Regions from separate parts of the Mus musculus genome. Here regions 1, 2 and 4 are each linked to region 3. The links are chromatin loops, found by intact Hi-C in ENCODE. Cell type or tissue: heart. All regions are shown on one strand. Links, peaks and the distances in the headings refer to the core of each region. The heading gives the core; the rest is flanking DNA.

Region 1 (4,565 bases), core at 207-4,206, 60 kb before region 3:
GATATGATGGTTAATCTTGCTAGAATTTATAATCACCATGGAAACAAACTTCTGGGCATATCTTTGCAGGAAATTTTAGACGGAGATAGAGATTGGTAGACCTGCCCTGAATGCGCATGGTTCCATTCCGTGGGAAGGAGTCCTACACTACATAAAAATGGGTCCTGCACTAAACAGAAAGATGAGCTGAGCACAAGCAGTCATCGTTGCCAGCCTTCTGACTTCATATTCAGTATGGCCAGTTACCTCTTCAAGTTCCTGCAGCCATGGCTTCCACATCATGATAGGGTATGCTTTCAAATTGTGAGAAAAACAAACAAACAAACACAAAACAAAACAAAACAAAACAAAACAAAGCAAGAAAAAAACCCTCTTCCTTCCTTAAACTGATTATTTTTCCAGGTACTTCATCTCATCAGCAAGACAAGTAACATATATATGTGTATGTATATGTGTATATGTATGTGTATATATATATGTATGTATACATATATATGTATGTATACACCATATCACCTCAGTGAGTTCTGAGTCAAAGCACCACAAATGTAGAGCAGGGAGACGAAGCATCTTGCTGTTCATCCACCTTCTCTCCCATTTTTACCCCTCAGCGTATTTTCTCATTACTTCTGCCCCACTGCTCTCTTTTCTGTATTCTGATCAATGGAAATTCTCAACATATGTTGGGGTTTAGGCAATCACACTAGTCAGTAGATTTTTATTTTTAAAGGGCAGTTGAGCTAAACTGTAGCTGTTTGATCATTCATAAATCACTATCCTCAGAATGTCAGGCTTGGAATAACAGCTGCCTATTTACATACATATTTGTGCATGTCAAATAGGCACATGACCCAGATCTTTGGTCCACCTGCTATCACTCTGTAAAAAGCATCACCATTGCTGAATCTAGTGGCCCAGGCTTGAAATATCAGTACTCAGGAGGCAGGGCAGGAATGTTACAAGTTCAAGTCTAGCCTGGGCTCTGGAGTGAGTTTCAGATCATCCTGGGGCCTCGATGAGATCTATCTAAAAAGGAGGAGGGAGGAGGAGGAGGAGGAGGAGGAGGAGGAGGAGGAGGAGGAGGAGGGTGGTACTGGAGATGCAGGAATATAGTTCAATGGTAGAGCACTTTCTAGAATGTACTGCCAAAAATTTTACTGCTTTCCAGCCTCAAAAAGCATTGACATCATATTTGACTCATAATTGCTATTACCATGTTCATTTGTGGTCAAATCTTATAATGTTGTGTATATCTAGAACTCACAACTATGCAAATTTAACTTCTCTGTGAGCATCTTCTAGCTTGCCTTGACTGTTTTAGTGCCTCACGACTGGTTTCCCTTCCTCTGCTTGTACCTGCATGTGTTGTATTCTGATTCTGGAATATTCTGAGAGAGGTGGCTGTAACATGATAGAGAATAATCATTTTGTTCAAAGGACTCCAACTCATGGTCCCATCTCCCATCCTCTAGGCCCATGGCTACCACTCTTGCTCCCTGCCCAGTCTGTTCTAGGATCTGGAATACTTCACTGTTGCTTGCACATACCAAGCCCACTACTATCCCAGCGTTTTCCTCTCGGCCCAGAGTACTTCCATCTATCACCAGCTTTGTCCTTTAGTCGCCCGGCTTAATGCTCAGATGCTACCTGCCTTAGTTACTTTTCTATTCCTGTCATAAAACACCGTGGCCAAGGCAAGCTATAGAAGGAAGAGGTTATTTGGGCATAACGGTTCCAGAGGAATAAAAAATCCATTATAACGGGACATATGGTAGCAAGTTGAGAGCTCACATCTTTAAACCACAAGCACCAGGCAGAGCTAGCACATTGGAAGTAGACAAAGCTTTAAGCTCTCAAAGTTCACTCCCATGGACATTCTCCCTCCAAAGAGGCTGCACCTCTTAAACCTCCATAAATAGTGTCAGTAATTGGGGACCAAGTGTCCAAATAATCAAGACTATGGGGGACATTTATGTACATATCACCCTACCAGAGAGACCATTCCTGGCCACCCCATATAAATAGCCAATTTCTTTATTTCCACTATTCTTTGGGAGTTTTCCTGCAGAGCACTCTTCCTGCCTTGAGGGCTTACATGTTTGTTTATGATCTCATTTTCATCGACACAGCAGGGGCCTCCATCAGGAGAAGGTGATTCAGAGGCAGGAAACACAGTCATAGGGTGGAACCCACGGGGAGGAAAAGCCCTTGTTCTGGTATGGCTCCACACTGGGCAGTCGTGGGGAAAGAATGAGTACGGTGAAGTGCTGAAGTCAAGGTTTCTTTTCCGTTTAGGAAGTTCAAGGAGATAGTCATTTTTAGCACCAGGGCAACTCTGGAAATATTACTGTGGTAGAGATGTGAGCCAGACAGTCTCAAAGAGAGTAGAACGAGTCTGTGCTCCATGATGTAACAAAAACAGTCAACATTGGCTGAGCACAGTGATGCAAGCCCATAATCCCGAGAACTTGGGAGGTGGAGGTCGGGAGAACAGAAATCCAAGGTCATCTTGATTATATAGTAAATTCAAGCATAGTTTGGGCTGTAAGAATTCCTGTCTCAAAGAAATGACAGTCATTGTGGCCCCATGTGTCATTAAAGTAGCAGCCTATGAATTAATTTTGCCACATGTTGATAGTGAACACCACTTTTTACCTTTTTTGTTTGTTTGTTTACATTTGTGAAATCAGACATTAATTGATCTACTTTTGGATTCTGACCAAGGGTATGAATTCAGTTAACATCAGAACAACTCTGTGCACCCCGAAACTACCACTTCCCATTGGGACCTTCATTTTGAATTCTGTAAGTGAAATATTAGTGACTATCACTGATCTTGAAGTGTAACGAGAAATTAGTTTTCTCAATTATAACAACTGTCATCCATTAATTGGGATAAGTTAATTGGCTACGTGCATGGGGTTAGAGCTTAACATCTAATCTTTTGGGGTTTTGTTAAAAGTACAAGTGATGAGATAGTCTCTTATTAAGCTAACACATTTGCATTTTAACAGACTTTTAATTTTTTTTCAAAAGGAATGCTTCTAACCATGCACAAGGTCAGCAGGTTGGATGCCATGATATTTTTGAGCAGTGTCTTGCAAAAACAAAACTTCAACCTGTGTCACCAGCCTCTCACTGCACCCAATGATTCCAATATTTGATGCATATCAAGGTCATACTTGAACTTCAGGATTACATTAAGCCAGCACCCAGCAGAATCACAGCAGTCTGTAAAATGTTAATACACTTCTGTCTGTATGTTAACTGCTTCAGGCTTTTTTCTCCTCATTTAGTCTCCTAAAATCTTCACAAAAACATGTTTTATGATAACAACAAAAAAGCAATGAATCTTGCAACCTGAATTCCTCAAACAGTGATTTTAGCGTTTATCTTATGGCATCTTTCTAACATTTGATTCTATGAAAAGATAAGGAACTGTATTGTGAGACTACAGATTAAAGGGCTTATAAATCATCTTGTTAAAGGTAAATAAATCATAATGGAATGTCTTATGATAGGCTTTAAGGCTTATAAAAAGTTTTCTCGTCAATGTATGTTAACATTTGCAAATAAAAGAATTTACTTAATCATAGTTAGTTTTAGAAATAGTTGGTTCTATAATTTGCCTAAACTGAGAGAGTTGATGTTAAGACTAACATCATTAGTATTTATTCTCTTACAATACTATAAGGTAGGATTATTCAAACAGAAAAGGAAGATCTTGAGGAAACTTTATCTCAGCATTAAATTTGTCTCCTGCAATCTGCAGCGTTTCCCTCCACAAACTACTCCTGAATTCTAAGGAAAGCATAACAAATTGGGGAAGGGCTTACAATAAGGCCCTGCCAAGCAAGGGGCAAAGGCGGCATCACCATTATGGGTAATGGTGTCTGATTGGATTAGAGGCATGTTCAATAGGAGGAAATTTAATTCCTGGTATGGTTATCCTTATTGATACCCCTTGGCTAAAGTCATAGGCCCTTGGGCTATTGATAATTTGCTAAATGGTCATGCTGTCAAATTGCTTCCCAGATATTCATGTTTGTATGTATAGACCTAGGCTGCTTTTAACCTTGGTCTGGGAATTTATTTTTTTCTTGAGCAGCAGTCACTGGAAAGATATGTAGCAAATCAAAGAGCTACAGATAGGAGACTGAGTGTTCAGCCCTAAACAATAATATCTATATTAATTCTGTTACCACCAAGCCTTAGGGAATATCATAGATAACAGGAAGATTGTAAGAACCAGAGAACAGTGAGGAGTTCTGTGATGTACAATCTTTACATATTACAGTCATAGACTCACAGAAGCTATAGTTGTTTGTGCAAGACCTGCACAGAATCAAGCTATTCAAGCCTTACCCTCTATCGAGGAGCTATTGTCAGTAACTGTGGGGGAATCGCCTATTGGTTTATTTTTATGCGATTATTTTGCCTACTTGTATGTATTGTATCATGTGCTAGTCTGGTATTATCAGAGGTCAGATGAGGAAAGCAGATCCCCTGGAACTGCAGTTATAGATGGCTGTGATCTACCATCTGGATGCTGGGAATTGAACCTG
Region 2 (4,565 bases), core at 358-4,357, 72 kb before region 3:
AAAGATGAGCCATGGTATTTGTGTGCTAAGAACAACCTGAAACCAAAGGCTTCTTGGGTGACTAATAAAAATGCATGATTCTGTCTCCCTTGTTTGCTGCACAAAATCCATTAACAATTCCACTCTATTTAAGCAATTTAAGCTACAGAGAATCCAATCTCTCTTTTGTTCTGTTCTGAAAGTGTCTTTGATTGCACTTGCATAACGGGCGGGCGGGCGCAGATTAGTCTGGAAGGCATCAAATTCCTAGAGTGTTTGAATGCAGCTAGAAGACAGCAGCACTTCAAGTATTTTCTTAAATTGGAATTGAACGGGGGCCAAGATTATGACAATGTACTATGAAATAGAAATAATTTACCCGAAGAAGGCAGTCTACAGAACAAGAGCCTGGCGTATTAACGGGTCAAAATAATTTTTATGAGTTATGTGGGCTGGATTTGCTTAAATTAGTTTTTTACAAAGCTGATAGAACAAAGCAACATATATATTATATTATATTATATTATATTATATTATATTATATATATATATATATATATTATATACCAGTTCAGGATATGCATGGGAATGAGTTTGTTTTATCTAGAGGTAGGACTAACTTTGGTTTTCAGTTATGTGTATGGCAATGGATTGGATTGCTTGTTAATACTTCAGCAATGACATGACATAACGTCAAACATCTAGTGAATTGTACCCAACTGTCTTTCCCTTATTATTATTGTTATGGAGAACAGAGTGGCCCTTTGTTTTCAAGGTGCATCAAAGACGAGACTGCAACTTTTTTCTTTTGAGTTGGGGTCCTGAGAGGTTTGATCACACCTGCACAGCAACAAAACTGTGGACACAGACATAACTATGCTTGAATTTGTGATTGCTGTTATTATTGTGATTAGTCGTCACAAGCCATCCATTCTGAAGAAAATCAGAAACAACATCTTTCCCCCAGTTTTACCCAGGAATTCTATGTCAGTCATGTTATTTTTATAGAACTGAGTTAACTATCAAGGTCATAGATCAAGTGAGAGAGTTAAACTTGAACTGAAATTTAAAGTGATCTGAAATTTAAAGTGGCTTTGGTTTTTTTTTGTTGTTGTTGTTATTTTTTTCCCCCCATTGGATAGTTTTAATCACCCAGACTGATATAGCTGTTGTGAAGTAACATACTGGTACTTTATGTATTATTTAGATGCAAGTACACTGATAGCCTACAGTGGGAAGACGCTGTGGGACGTTAGACTGTTGAGAGATGATCTTAAACATGAGGATGGGAATACTCTGCACATTAAGGATCTACAGCAGATTCTAACTTGTACTATTTTTGTGTTCTGTGAAACGACCGCTTTTGCGTCCCACTTTCTGATTAAAATGCCCTAAGAGATCAATGCCCTTTCCTTTTTCTCTCTGACCATGGCATGATGATAAGTATTCAAAACTGCTGAAATAGTTCACCCCTCAATTCCTTCTCAATTACAGCCAAATGGCTTAATTCACGCTGACATTTAGCATCACTTACTTGCAAGAATATGTCAACATGCTACTCTGAGATATTTACAAGAAAAGACCGATCAGTTCATTTTGTCTTTTACAGTTCCTGAGTTTTGAAAAGCAAAACCACACCTTAACTGCCTTTCTGAACACTTCCTATAAATTGTTCCCCCACATGAGACATCAACTCCTCTGCCTCCAAGTGGGCGGGCACAAAACTCATCACAGTAGATAGTAAGGGCAGGATGTTCCCTGCCTAGGAATGCTGCCTCCCACAATTATTGAGCTAATGGGCCTTGATGATGGGCTCATAGTATAAATAAGGCAAACTAGACACTGCAGTGGGGATCAACATCATTTTTGGGAATGAGGAGAAATAATGACAAGCACTAAAGAGGCAAAAGGTCACAGAGCCATAAAAACAGTGATTTTTATAAGAACATATATCATTCTTTTAAGTCATATTAATCTGCCTGATACTTGGGGAAAAAAATCTAAAACAAAATCATGGGTTGAAGGAATTCTGTAAATGCTCTTTTTGGGTTGTTACTACGTGAGCTGTTCAAAACACAACTTTTCCTAAACACACGTGCCCAAAGACATATTGAAGAAAAAAAGTCAGCAACAGGCAGGTAAGACTGGCTGGTATTTTTCCAATACTTCAAAGTCAGCATCACAGGTTGAGGAGATGGCTCAGTTGGCAAAGTACCAGGTGCAACAACACTGGAGCAGACCGGTGGGGCTCTCAGACCAGTCGGTCTTGCCCACTGATGAAATCAGGATTTAGTGAGAACCTGTCCTAAAAAAGGTGCAAAGTAACTGAAGAGGATACCAGTGTTAACCTCTGGCCTCCATAGACAGGTGTCATAACACACTGGTATGTGCATGTGCACAAATGCCTATACCACATATAAGTAGATACACCCTACACATACACACATGAAGTCAGCCAAATACTCTAAATAAATATTGATTTTATTTTGCCTGGTTCCATGAAATATTGCTTCAGTGTCCTACTTTCCTACTGCCACTTACTGTTATAACCCTTTCAGATAATTAGAGGATACCTCTAAATGCTTTAATTGCACATTTTCCCCTAAGACAACCATTTGTTCAATGTAACAGTACAGTTCTAGGAAAGTTACACAGGCTTACGTTACATAAATCAAAAGTCAAATGGACTCTTCATGAAAATAAAGATTCCCCAAGGGTGAGATGGTGAGTCAGGCACAGAAAGATTATATACACTGCATTAGAATAGTCCCACTATTCAGGTGACTGTGACCTGAGCAGTACTGGAAGGATGGTGCTGTGGTTTGAATATAGTTTGTCCCTCCTAGAGCTTCATGTATGAGATTTAAAATTCACTGTGGGCTGTCAAGAGTGTAGAAACTTCCACTGTGGTGTTTAGAGGTGGACTCTTTAGGTGAAGTGATTAGGATTACATAAGGCCATTAGAATGGAGCTTGCACAATTGAATCCTGATGGCTTCCTAAGCGGAGGGAAACAGATCCGAAGTGTCACAGACAATACACATAGTCTTTGTCTCTTGCCATATGTCAATCTAAGCTGCTTCCTTTAAACTTGAAACATAAGTTAAAGTAAGCACCGCTCTTTACAATTTCCCATTCTGTGATACTGCATTGTTTGTCACAGAAGACATGGGGAGGCGGGGCAAGGAGGACTGGATTCAAAGCAGGTCAACTTTGAAGCACCTATACAGTGTATACCATCTATGACTATCATCTTCAACAGATTCCATGAGTCAAATATGACAGGTGAACAACATGTATCCCATTCACCAACATATAAAGTTTGTTAAAGCAGACCTTTACCTTTGGCCATGTTACAAGAAAATATCTAGTACTTCCCAAAAGGATACAGGGCATTATTGTGTTACTTCAGATCGAGGCAAACTAAATGGTTTATCAGATGATCTGTAAGCATTCTCCAATCTCCCATCATCCCACCCCACGTTGGCAGCTTGTTGGAACTGAGAGGAAAGTCTGCTGTCTGGGTGGGCAGCTTGTTCCATTTAGCTAGGACATTTTTCTTTTTACAAACATTGCCATAAATAAGATAAGACAAACTTCGAGAACCATTTGGAGCAGCTTAGCCCACTTAGCTTGACTACAGTCAAGACTACTAAAGCCAAAGAAAGTGGCATGAAAGATAGTGGTGATCAGTCTGACGGCTTAGGACCCTCAATGAGGGCTGAACGAGATGTTTATAAACATAATATCGTGAGCTGTGTGACCCATGGAAGAGTTTTAGCATCCTTGGTGAGACTGGCTTCTCTTTCTGTTACTGTGCAAGAAGCACATATTCCTCTCCTGAGTGGAGCATCCTTGATATTTTAAAATAACTAGTTTCAAAAGTTGTATACTTTGTAGAATTTCCCTCCTCCGTGAAGCTTTCCATCTTCCATTCTGGTTTTAATGTATTGATAGCACAAATACTCTGACATTAAAAACATTATTGCGTTTGGCTGGTCTAGTTTCCCATATTTCATACTTTACAGCATAAATTGAGATAAGCATTAAGTGTTTTACTAAGTGTATATTTTCCCCCCTAAATTCCAATCCTGTAATTTCTGTAAGAAAACAGATGTCGGAGGACAGATCTGTGAGGATTTAAAAAGAATGATTTTTCCAAGATGACAGAGCAACAAACCGACACTTGAGAGGCAGCTCAGCTCTCTGGAGTCTTAATAAAAATAAAACATGTGTTATTCTTCAAGGCATCCTGAACCCATGTTTGAAAACAAGCCCAAGCCCTCCTAAGCCTCCCAGCATAGTCGCAATTAAATTCTGGATCATGGGGGATACGGGAGAACACACAGTGTGAGAGGAATGTGTGATGGAGTCCCAAACTGGTTGATGAATAAGATGGAGACTGTTAACCTAGAACCACAGCCTTACTCTTCTGAGACAGAGAATACTGGCTGCCTGAGACAGATTACTTTCACGCAGCTACTGTGCAAACCCATATGGAAAGCGTTATTCTGGTTTCTCTGAGCCCAGGCCCGTGGCTATGGCTGCTTTTTCTAAGAAAACCCCAGAAATTTAAAAAGTATGTTT
Region 3 (4,565 bases), core at 240-4,239:
AATTTCATCTGACTATAAGCATCATTCCGTTTAGTCTAACTAAATCTTGACTGAGCTCAGTGATTAATTTCTGTGAAACGTCTTTAGATTGAGTACACACTGCCCAAGTAAGAAAACGTCAAGTTGAATTTTAGTTTTCCGTGTGGCTTTGAGTCTTACGATGGCCTCAGCATCATGACGGCTTTTCTGAGATCAACCCATAGAAGTTCTACAAGTACACACCCTCCAAAATGGTCCTATGTACATTGGAGATTATTCTATGTCTGGAATCCTAATATTTGACGCTTTGAATGAGAGCAATTAACACCAAAAGTATTTTGATCAACCAAGGAAGGTTTTTAGATCCTGACCTTGATCAGCTTTGTTTCTGAGGTCACAGATTTTCTGAAGAAAGCATTGCAAAACTACTCACCCCCTCTCCTCCCTCCAGTATCCCTGCACACACCCACAATCACACAGGCATACACACACACACTCATGCTCACCCTTTAACGACCAGGTCTCATTAAATTGTTCACGTACACAGCAGCTCTGGGTCTGTAAGCCTTTCTGAGAGAAGCTGACTTCCCCGACTACTCCTTCACTCTCAGTTTACATTACAAGGAAGAGGAGCAAACGTTTCAATGCTTACAATGGTCCCTATGAGTATATCAATTGAGCAACCGCGGGAGGGGGGAGTCTGGGGAAGTTTATTATTTTTCCACCAATATATTTGACACCACCTTTGGAGAGTGAACAAAGGCACACTGTCAAGAGGACAGACCTGGACAAAATGTTACTGTTTGTTCTTCACAAGCACAGAGGTATATTTAAGCAAAGAAAGACATTCCATAGCTCCCTTGGGACTTCCTTCCTTTGGCTGAATTATGCCAGCATGTTCATGCCACTCTGTTCAGACCTTGCTGGAATTTAAAATGCAGGCTACTGTTTGCCAATGCTTAAATACTGCATCTACAGAAATCCATATTAGACTTCCACTTGTTCTCAAAACATCATGGAATAAATAGAAAGAAATGTGTATACACATGAAATTACAGTAGAGGCTGCGGAAATAAGAAATGCCCTTGTTTGACAGCTTCTGTACTTATACAACAAAGCCTCTAAAGTCCAGAAGTCACCTGGTTTGGGATTAGGTTTCCAATCCAGGCTTGCTGACACGCACAGAACTTTTGGCAAACATGGGCCAGGTTTTGAGCGAAGCTGGGTAGAATGCTTCATTCATGTGGAGCCTATGTGAAACTCGGCGGCCTCGGCTAGGTTCCTCCTTGAGTTTCACGTTCAAATAGTCCAATGTTTCAAAGGAAAGTTAAAACACAGGGGCATGAAGGAGGAGGGCGAAACAAGACATCCGATGGCTCGTCGGGATGGGATTGCAGTTTGCTGTCTTGCAAACTTACGCCTTCCGGTGTCTTTGATTTTGCCTCTATACTAATAGCAGCTCTAGGCACGAACATGCACCTGGCATGCTCACCAAACCTTCCCAGTGCTAACAGGGGCAATCCCTGATCCCTCAGAGATCCTTGGAAGCCATGAAGCCCTGAACAGGGGGACTCGAAGTTTGACTGTTCCCAGAAATTAATGATGTAGATTCCAAGAGGTGAAGGAACACGGCAATGCTGCTGACCTGTCCCCAGCTTTCCCTACAATAATCCGCATTCTCGAAGGGAGAACTCCATGCGCTCCTACTTGGGGAGGAACAGTCCCGAAATGTTCCCCCTCCCTCTGCCTCCTTCAAGTCCTGTCTGGTGGCCACTGGCTTCCTTCCTTTACAAGGTTCACGGAACAGACTGTCAGCTCCGAGGAGCCACAGCCGGAGACCTCACAGCCTGCCTGACTGGCTCAGGCTCCTAGCCTCCAGCAGAAGAGGAACGATATTCAGTTCTTGGAGTAGAATTGAGAAGGAAGCAAACACATTCATTATGTATGAGGTTTTGAACGTGAAGATAATAACGAGGCTGATTAATGATTAGAAAACACGTTAACATTTGTCTGTTTTAGGAACCACTTCTTATTTTGTTTTTCTCTTACATTCCTTATCCCATTCATCAAAAAAAAAAAAGTTTCACTAAAACTTCTGGCCTCTTAAGATTTTTTTTTTTTTAATTTAACTTTTGGTTTTCTTGTGTCTTTTTCTTTTGTCTTATTGGGTATGTTACTCAAAAGATCACTATGGCATTTAAATACTTGGGGGTGTTTGTTTGTTTGTTTGTGTTTGTTTTGTTTGTTCATTTTAACCAAACCTCTTTTGGTAGAAAGCATCTTGAAATACTAAGGGTTTCAGTACTCATAAAAAAGCAACAATTAAGCCTCAAGTCAGGTGGTAATTTGGGGAAGCAGGGCACTTAAGTGGGGGTTGACGGGACTGGGTCTGTGAACTGTCTTTCCTACTTGCTTTTAGACATCTTGAGTTGTGAGATCAGTAGCTCTCAACCTGTGGGTTGTGATCCCTTTGTGTGTATGTCAGCGGGTGGTGGGGGACACCACTCTTTCACAGAGGTCAGCTAAGACTATTGGAAATATCAGACGTTTTCATTATGATTCATAACAGTAGCAAAATTACAGTTATAAAGTAGTGGAGAAAATAATTTTCTGATGGGGGTGAGGTCACCACAACTTGGGGCTACTGTGTTCAAGGGTCACAGCATCAGGAAGGCTCAGAACAGCTATGTTAGGAAGTCAGCACGGTAAAAGAGCTTTGCCAGAAAAAAAAAAAACTTTTTAAATTAAAGGTTCCTTTAGAAATAAAGTCTAAAGCATAACGGCAGGAGAACCCAAGCCAGTAAATTATCTGAAGGAATTGCTATCAAAGCATTAAGGAAAAAAAAAGTCCTTTTTACTGAACATAGTAAATACTCACAATCAAAGTAAATGGTATGTTTGAGGCTAAAGTCCACAGATCAAAGTACTTTGCAAAATGTCAAGTGCAAAGCAGAAGGAGGTGGGAAGGAGGCGAGCCAGAAAACTATCCATAAAAAAAGTTTACTATCGCAGTAGAGAAAAACCTGTCAGAAAATCTACCTCACACAAGAGTAGCTTAGATAAGATTCAGCTCCGGTAAGGGATTCTCAAAATCAGTCACCCCAAAAGTGCACTAGACATATAAAAACCCAATAGTGATCAGAATACTGAAATCCCCTAAACAACGTCTCATTCCACACCAGCAGTGACTAAAACAACATTTAGTGGGGACCGCACTCTTCTGCAGCCGCCTTGTTGTCCATCAAGACCAATCACTAATGTGCTGTCTTTGCCCTGGTGGGCTTCGTTTTGTTGGCTTTAAAGCATGCCTTTAGAAAGTTAAAATAAAAAGTAGTCTATACAATGGAATGACGGTGTCTACAGGTCTTCTCAGCTCTGTGGCAGTCACGCCTAATGAAAACTCTGAGACAGTGCTCAGCCTCTGTCAGGTCTGTATGCATGCAGCCACCGCCACAGGGACAGAGGGCTTTAGGCAAAGTTTACAACCACACTGACAAAATGCCTACTGCAACTGCCACATCCCGACACACTCGGCGTTTACCTGGGAATCCCTCGGCCTCCGCTGATGCTTATTAAAAAGTTAGTTTAGAGACACTAGTCAACAACCACACAGGAAAGCAAGTTATTCCCCGAATAAAAACCTTACCTAGAAGAGGCCGAACTCCTCAGTTGCTCCAACAGAGGAAGTAGGAGTCGCTGGCCTTTTACATGTAGAGAGTGTTTATTTAGCCCTTTTTAAAAGGTCTTGACCTCCAGAGGTTTAAGATTAAGTCCAATCCAAGCGTCTGCAGGGAGGAAAAGGAGATGGGGGTCAGGAGAAAACGCAATGAGAGAGGCAAAGAATCTCAGCTGCTGGGTGGTGCTCATTTGAGCTATTTTCAGCATTGCCAGCAGCTGGACTTGTCTGCAAAGGGATGAAAATGCCTTGCCCGTTTCACCACCCCCACTCCATGGGGGGGGGGGAGGCGGACCAACACAAACCAGGAAACCCACAACAACTTGGTTCATTGTGCAAATATTCATTGAAATTTTGAGGAAAACTGCCAGCGCTATTGAAAACACCACACACACACACACACACACACACACACACAGAATCTTAAAGGAACACTGTACCTTGGTCCAACCGTGATGTTTTCTAAAGGGTTTACCCGATCAGTAGGAAGTAAGATGCTAAGGTCTATTGATGAGGGAGACTTCTGATTATCTCCTTGCCAGCTCACAACCGGTCTTAGTGCAACATTTTAGATCTCAGGTAGCAACATCAGCTACTGGCCTCTTCTTAAGACCACAGGCAAATGGTTTCTTTCTAGAACACACCTACATGTCCACTTTAACTATGCTATTTTTGAAAGCTACTGGGTTAAGCTGATGACATGTCTTATCTGCTGGCTGAGACTGGGGGACTATTCAGTGACATGAAGCAGAGAGGCTTCTGCCTCCCAAAGCCCAGTGGAAAAAGATTCATTCACACCAGGTCACCAACCACGACAGACAAACTTCGGACTTTTATTTGGTTTTCAGAATGAATAACCACAATCTAGAAGTTGTATTTCTATGTTCCCTCCTTTAGCATTTATGGGGCA
Region 4 (4,565 bases), core at 380-4,379, 52 kb before region 3:
CATAAATTATTCCCTGGGAGTAATCTTTAGTGAGTTGCTAGGCGATGGCCAGTTCATGTTTTCCTTTGATTATAGGGCATAACTGCTCCATTGTCAACATGCCAAAAGGAAAAAAAACCCACTTACTTCCAGTAAGATATTAAGACACAGACTGTTTTGAACAAAAGGAGGAGATGCAGAGAGCCAAGAATGTGTCTGGTGTCAGAGCAAGGCTGTTTTGTTCTCCAATTGTGGTCCTGCATTCAACATATATTATTAGTTTTATGAAATTATCCAGTTGTTTACTAATTTCTTAACATAACAGCATTACACATAGGTATGAGAAGATGGGTACCTCACCACAGAAAATAAGTGCTTATAGATATGTGTAGCTTTAGGTCAATGGAGAGGATGTGACACAAACTAAGAAATACAAGCAGGTCAAGTGAGTTAAACTAGGAATAGAGAGGAAACATGAAAGGGAAAAGACCAGAGCTCAGTCTACTGCTTGCTGTGTGTACACTTACGAGAGACGTCATCTGGCTTTGCTCGTAGTCAGGACAGTACAGTGAATGAGGTGGCAGTTGCTTCCTAGCTGGCAGACATAGAGAGAGCCACTATATGTTGTTCTTCATCGGTTTCCACAGTCATAAGCAGGTGAGGATCAGAGGGAAGATAGGATGAGATGATGTACTCAACAGAAAGATCCCTGGCATAAAACCAAATAATACCCCCAGAGCTCGTGTCTCTAGCTGCATATGTATCATAAGATGGCCTAGTCGGCCATCACTGGGAAGAGAGGCCCCTTGGTCTTGCAAACTTTATATGCCCCAGTACAGGGGAATGCCAGGGCCAAGAAGTGGGAGTGGGTAGGTAGGGAAGCAGGGCAGAGGGGAGGGGTATAGTGAACTTTTGGGATAACATTTGAAATTTGAAATGTATATAAAGAAAATATCTAATAATAATAATAAAAAAAGAGTAGGCCAATTAAAAAAAAAAAAGACAGAAGCTGCTGTTTTCCCTGAACGCAATGCCATAGTAACCAAGTATGAGGATTGATCATACATAATTTCAAATGATGGCTTCATGTATTAATATAATTAGCATTATATTAACCAATATAGGAAAAGTTTGAGAAATCCAAGGGAAAACTGAGAACTGTTTGCTACATCATTAGTTCTTTTTCATTGCTGATTACTACTTTATTTAATAATTATAAATTTGTCATATATATGTATATATAACATGTTATATATATAGGTATATATGTATATATATACACATACACACACACACACACATACAATGTCACTAAATTTGGGCAGTTTTGAGTGTGTGTTCAAGGCTCTGTTTACTGCATCTAGGATTACTATGCTATTCTGAGAGTCAAGACCAGAAAGTGTTTTTTTCCATGAGCTTGACGTCCAGAGTGTGGTACTTAATTAGGTGGGTGCCTTCAGGTCACTCTCTACCTGTCCTGTGTGCACTTTTCTTCTTCATTTGCACAATGAAAGTCAAACATGTGCAAGAGTTCCGACACACTCCCTTTTTTTATAATATCATAAGGCCCGTCGTGAGCTCTCATCCCCTCTCAGTTTGGCTCAAAACTGACTGACAATGTGTAAACCTGCTACAAACCGAAGGCCTCTGGATGACAGACTTGGCCCTGCCAATGAGCCCAACTCTCTGCAGATGGACTGCTAGATTCTATGAAGCAGCAAGCTTGCCCGGAGACACTTAAGAAGAATCTGGTTTTCAGAAACTCACCTTGCCTATTGTCTGTCGGATCAAGACAATGGAGTAATGCATTAGGTAATATGCAGTAATGTTAACATCACAAACCAGTGGGCAGGCTGGAGTGTTATCTAGTCCATGGAAGCAGCAGGTAGGAGCTGCAGTTCTGAATTAAGTCAAGAATAAGCCAGGAAGAATGGAATAGCAGTCTTGCCTGTTTTACCGAGAGTCTCAAATCAGCGTGTAGTGTACACTACAATGAATTATTCAATGTCACCAGGCTAGGGCATTCTATACTAAGCCGATTTGAACAATTTTCCCCTTTCTCTGCAGCATTTGGTTATCAGTTTCATGACATCTAGAGTAACAGTTATACGGATCAATTTCTGCAACTCCATCCCTCAACCTACTTTTTTTTGTCGTAAATAAACCAAACCAAGGCAGAGGGCTAGAGCCCCATGCTCCAAGAATGTTTGTCTTGATATCTTGGTGACAAGCTGAATTTGGCTATGACTAGCTTAGCAGAAGGTGTTAGGTTTAGCTGTAAATGAGTAGCGCTTGACAAGGTGAGACATCTTCCTTCAATTGTTGAAACGGCCCAATGACGTTCCTAATTGACGTTTGGAAACAAAGCCCCAGTAGTACTGCACATAAAGTCTCTTATCAATTATAGTTAGGTTATGCAGCAGGGGAGGTAACATCCTCAGATTCCTAAACCTTCCCTTCTTACCTCTTATTTATAGGGATCTTAGCTAGACTCACGACTTTACCAGGCTCCGGTTACAGTTCTCAGGTTCTGTTGACCACATTTTAGCCAGTGGGCCTGAGAGGACGTCATGCGGGCCTTTTTCAAGAGACTACACTCTTTAAAGGAAAGGTCCTGCTTGCCTATTTTTTTGTCCTTTTCGTCTGGGTAGAATGTCAAATGTAGACTTTGTTTGGGTCTTAAGTGGGACCCAAAAGGACCAAAAGAGAAAGGGAGGGATTTTTGTTGTTGTTGTTTTGTTTTTGTTTTTGTTTTTTTTTTTTTTAAAAAAAGGCAGAGCTAAAACCATGAAGGAGGGCCTGCCAACTGTCCAGCTGCCTGCTTGCTCTGGGTCAGACATAACCACCCCCTTCCCGGAAACGGAGCCACTGTGGTGACCTGAGTGAAAGGCCCATGAGATTAGGCCTCTTCCACCACAGAGGTAGAGTGGCTTAGTAGGCTCCGAAGACTTCACGAATCACCAAAAGTCTTCCTGGGGTTCCCCTCTTCTCTGAGATTATATAAGAGATCAATTTTGTCTAGGATGAGACTTTTGGTGCTTCAGTTCCTTAAAAGTCACCCACGTTCCTGAAATTACCCCCAGTAACCTCACCAGCAACCCAGAAAGACTTCACTAGGACCCTTTTTTTTTTTGGTCTATCCTTGCCCTTTTTGTATGGAGTGACTAGGTGTTTACATCACCTAGGAAAAGTCACACAAGGCTGGTACACTAGCCCTATACTACCGGCATCTTTATTCACATGGTGGGCAACAAAGCTTTCTCTCGCTAACGCCTCTGTGGCTTTTAATGTCGAAAAGTAACTGAGCTTTTAGCCACAAGAAATGTATGAGCACAGGTGGAGGCTAGAAAACTCGAGCACTCTTATTAAATTTATATTTATGCCTCATTATAAGGAAACCGTCCCCAGTTTTATACCGAATTTCATTTTCCTTTAAAGCAGTGGTTTTTCTGACTTTCCTAATGCTGTGACCCTTTGATATAGTTCGTTCATTTTTAACAAAATCTCAAACATTTGATTTTATCAAGAGAAGCTTGGGAGGCAGATGCTGGGGTGAGGCAGAGAAAGCACCCAGCTGACCTTCCTCCTCAGCTGATATCCCCAAAGGAAGTTCTCCACCATGCTCAGAAATCCCTAACCTCCAGGTCCCTCCTTTCTACTTCCTGTGTGTCTCTTTACCTATCCTCCCCACTCCCTCTTGCTCTCTGTCTTCTTTTCCTATGTTCACTTCCTGTCAACTGGTTGCTGGCTCCGACTCTTGGCCTATGGTTGACTTTATTTAATCCTCCTGTTTACAGTAAACAGAAAGCTCTTGGATTAAAGGTGTGTACTAGGGCTGAGCCAACCACAACTAGAAACGGGTTCTTCAGGTAAATAACACAATCTTGGGGTTCACAGCTTGTTCAAATATCCTGCAACTCACTTCCTCATGTTGTAGAATTTTATGTTCACTGCTATTTTATACCTGTAATTTTGCTACTGTTATGAATTGTAATGTAGGGGCTGGAGAGATGGCTCAGTGGTTAAGAGTACTGCTGACTGCTCTTCCTGAGGTCCTGAGTTCAATTCCCAGCAACCACATGGTGGCTCACAACCAGCTGTAATGGGATCCAATGTCCTCTTCTGGTGTGTCTGAGGACAGCTACAGTGTACTCATATACATGAATTGTAATGTAAATATCTGATACGCAGGATATCTGGTACAGGATCCCTATGGGAGTTGCAACCCACATATTGAGAATCACTGATTTAAACTGCCATAGACTGACTTAGACATACTTCTGACCAGATGGTCAGTTAACAGAAGGTGCAGATGTAATTACTGTCTCTGATGTGGTCCCAGGTCATACTACACTCTCTTCCTTCCCCTCTCCCTCTCCTTGCCTTATGATATCCAGACAGACAGACAGACAAACTATACATTCCTTGAGAAGACCTAGGTCTTAATCCATTCCCTGAAGAGAGGGAGTGTGACATTAGCCACATTGAACCAGTGCTATGAAAGTTTAGGTTCTGACCACAGCACTGTCATGGCTCCACATGACTAGAGACACTCTAGTTTGCCTCCTGGCGTCAGGCTTCTCGAT

What was found. A loop is a pair of places that touch in the nucleus more often than their neighbours do. Peaks named below come from ENCODE experiments on the same cell type or tissue, not always from the same donor. Only the 100,000 strongest peaks of a DNase experiment are listed, where the experiment ranks them.
Region 1: a loop joins it to region 3, with 1.9 times the contacts of the local background. A loop is called at or near these places in 3 of 42 quality-filtered maps.
Region 2: it touches region 3 in a loop (1.9-fold over the local background); 3 of 42 quality-filtered maps call a loop at or near these places.
Region 4: it touches region 3 in a loop (2.0-fold over the local background); 3 of 42 quality-filtered maps call a loop at or near these places.

The regions. Positions count from the first base shown.
Region 1 is chr8:45,717,711-45,722,275 of GRCm38, reverse strand. The region is part of intron 2 of Sorbs2 (sorbin and SH3 domain containing 2); the gene reads right to left. Among named protein-coding and RNA genes, the nearest start is that of Gm30635, 41 kb to the right of the region's middle. In heart, for the core only: no CTCF peak of the experiment used is centred there; a DNase peak (open chromatin) is centred at 2,225.
Region 2 is chr8:45,729,940-45,734,504 of GRCm38, reverse strand. The region is part of intron 2 of Sorbs2 (sorbin and SH3 domain containing 2); the gene reads right to left. The region is part of intron 5 of Sorbs2os (sorbin and SH3 domain containing 2, opposite strand); the gene reads left to right. Among named protein-coding and RNA genes, the nearest start is that of Gm30635, 53 kb to the right of the region's middle. In heart, for the core only: no CTCF peak of the experiment used is centred there; no DNase peak of the experiment used is centred there.
Region 3 is chr8:45,658,002-45,662,566 of GRCm38, reverse strand. Sorbs2 (sorbin and SH3 domain containing 2) reads right to left here. Exons shown (of 24, transcript NM_001205219.1): 2 at 3,626-3,764. All of the region lies in intron 1 of Gm30635 (a long non-coding RNA gene), which reads left to right. Among named protein-coding and RNA genes, the nearest start is that of Gm51529, 19 kb to the right of the region's middle. In heart, for the core only: no CTCF peak of the experiment used is centred there; DNase peaks (open chromatin) are centred at 1,756 and 3,896; H3K4me3 peaks cover 4,000 bases; H3K27ac peaks cover 4,000 bases.
Region 4 is chr8:45,710,480-45,715,044 of GRCm38, reverse strand. All of the region lies in intron 2 of Sorbs2 (sorbin and SH3 domain containing 2), which reads right to left. Among named protein-coding and RNA genes, the nearest start is that of Gm30635, 34 kb to the right of the region's middle. In heart, for the core only: no CTCF peak of the experiment used is centred there; no DNase peak of the experiment used is centred there.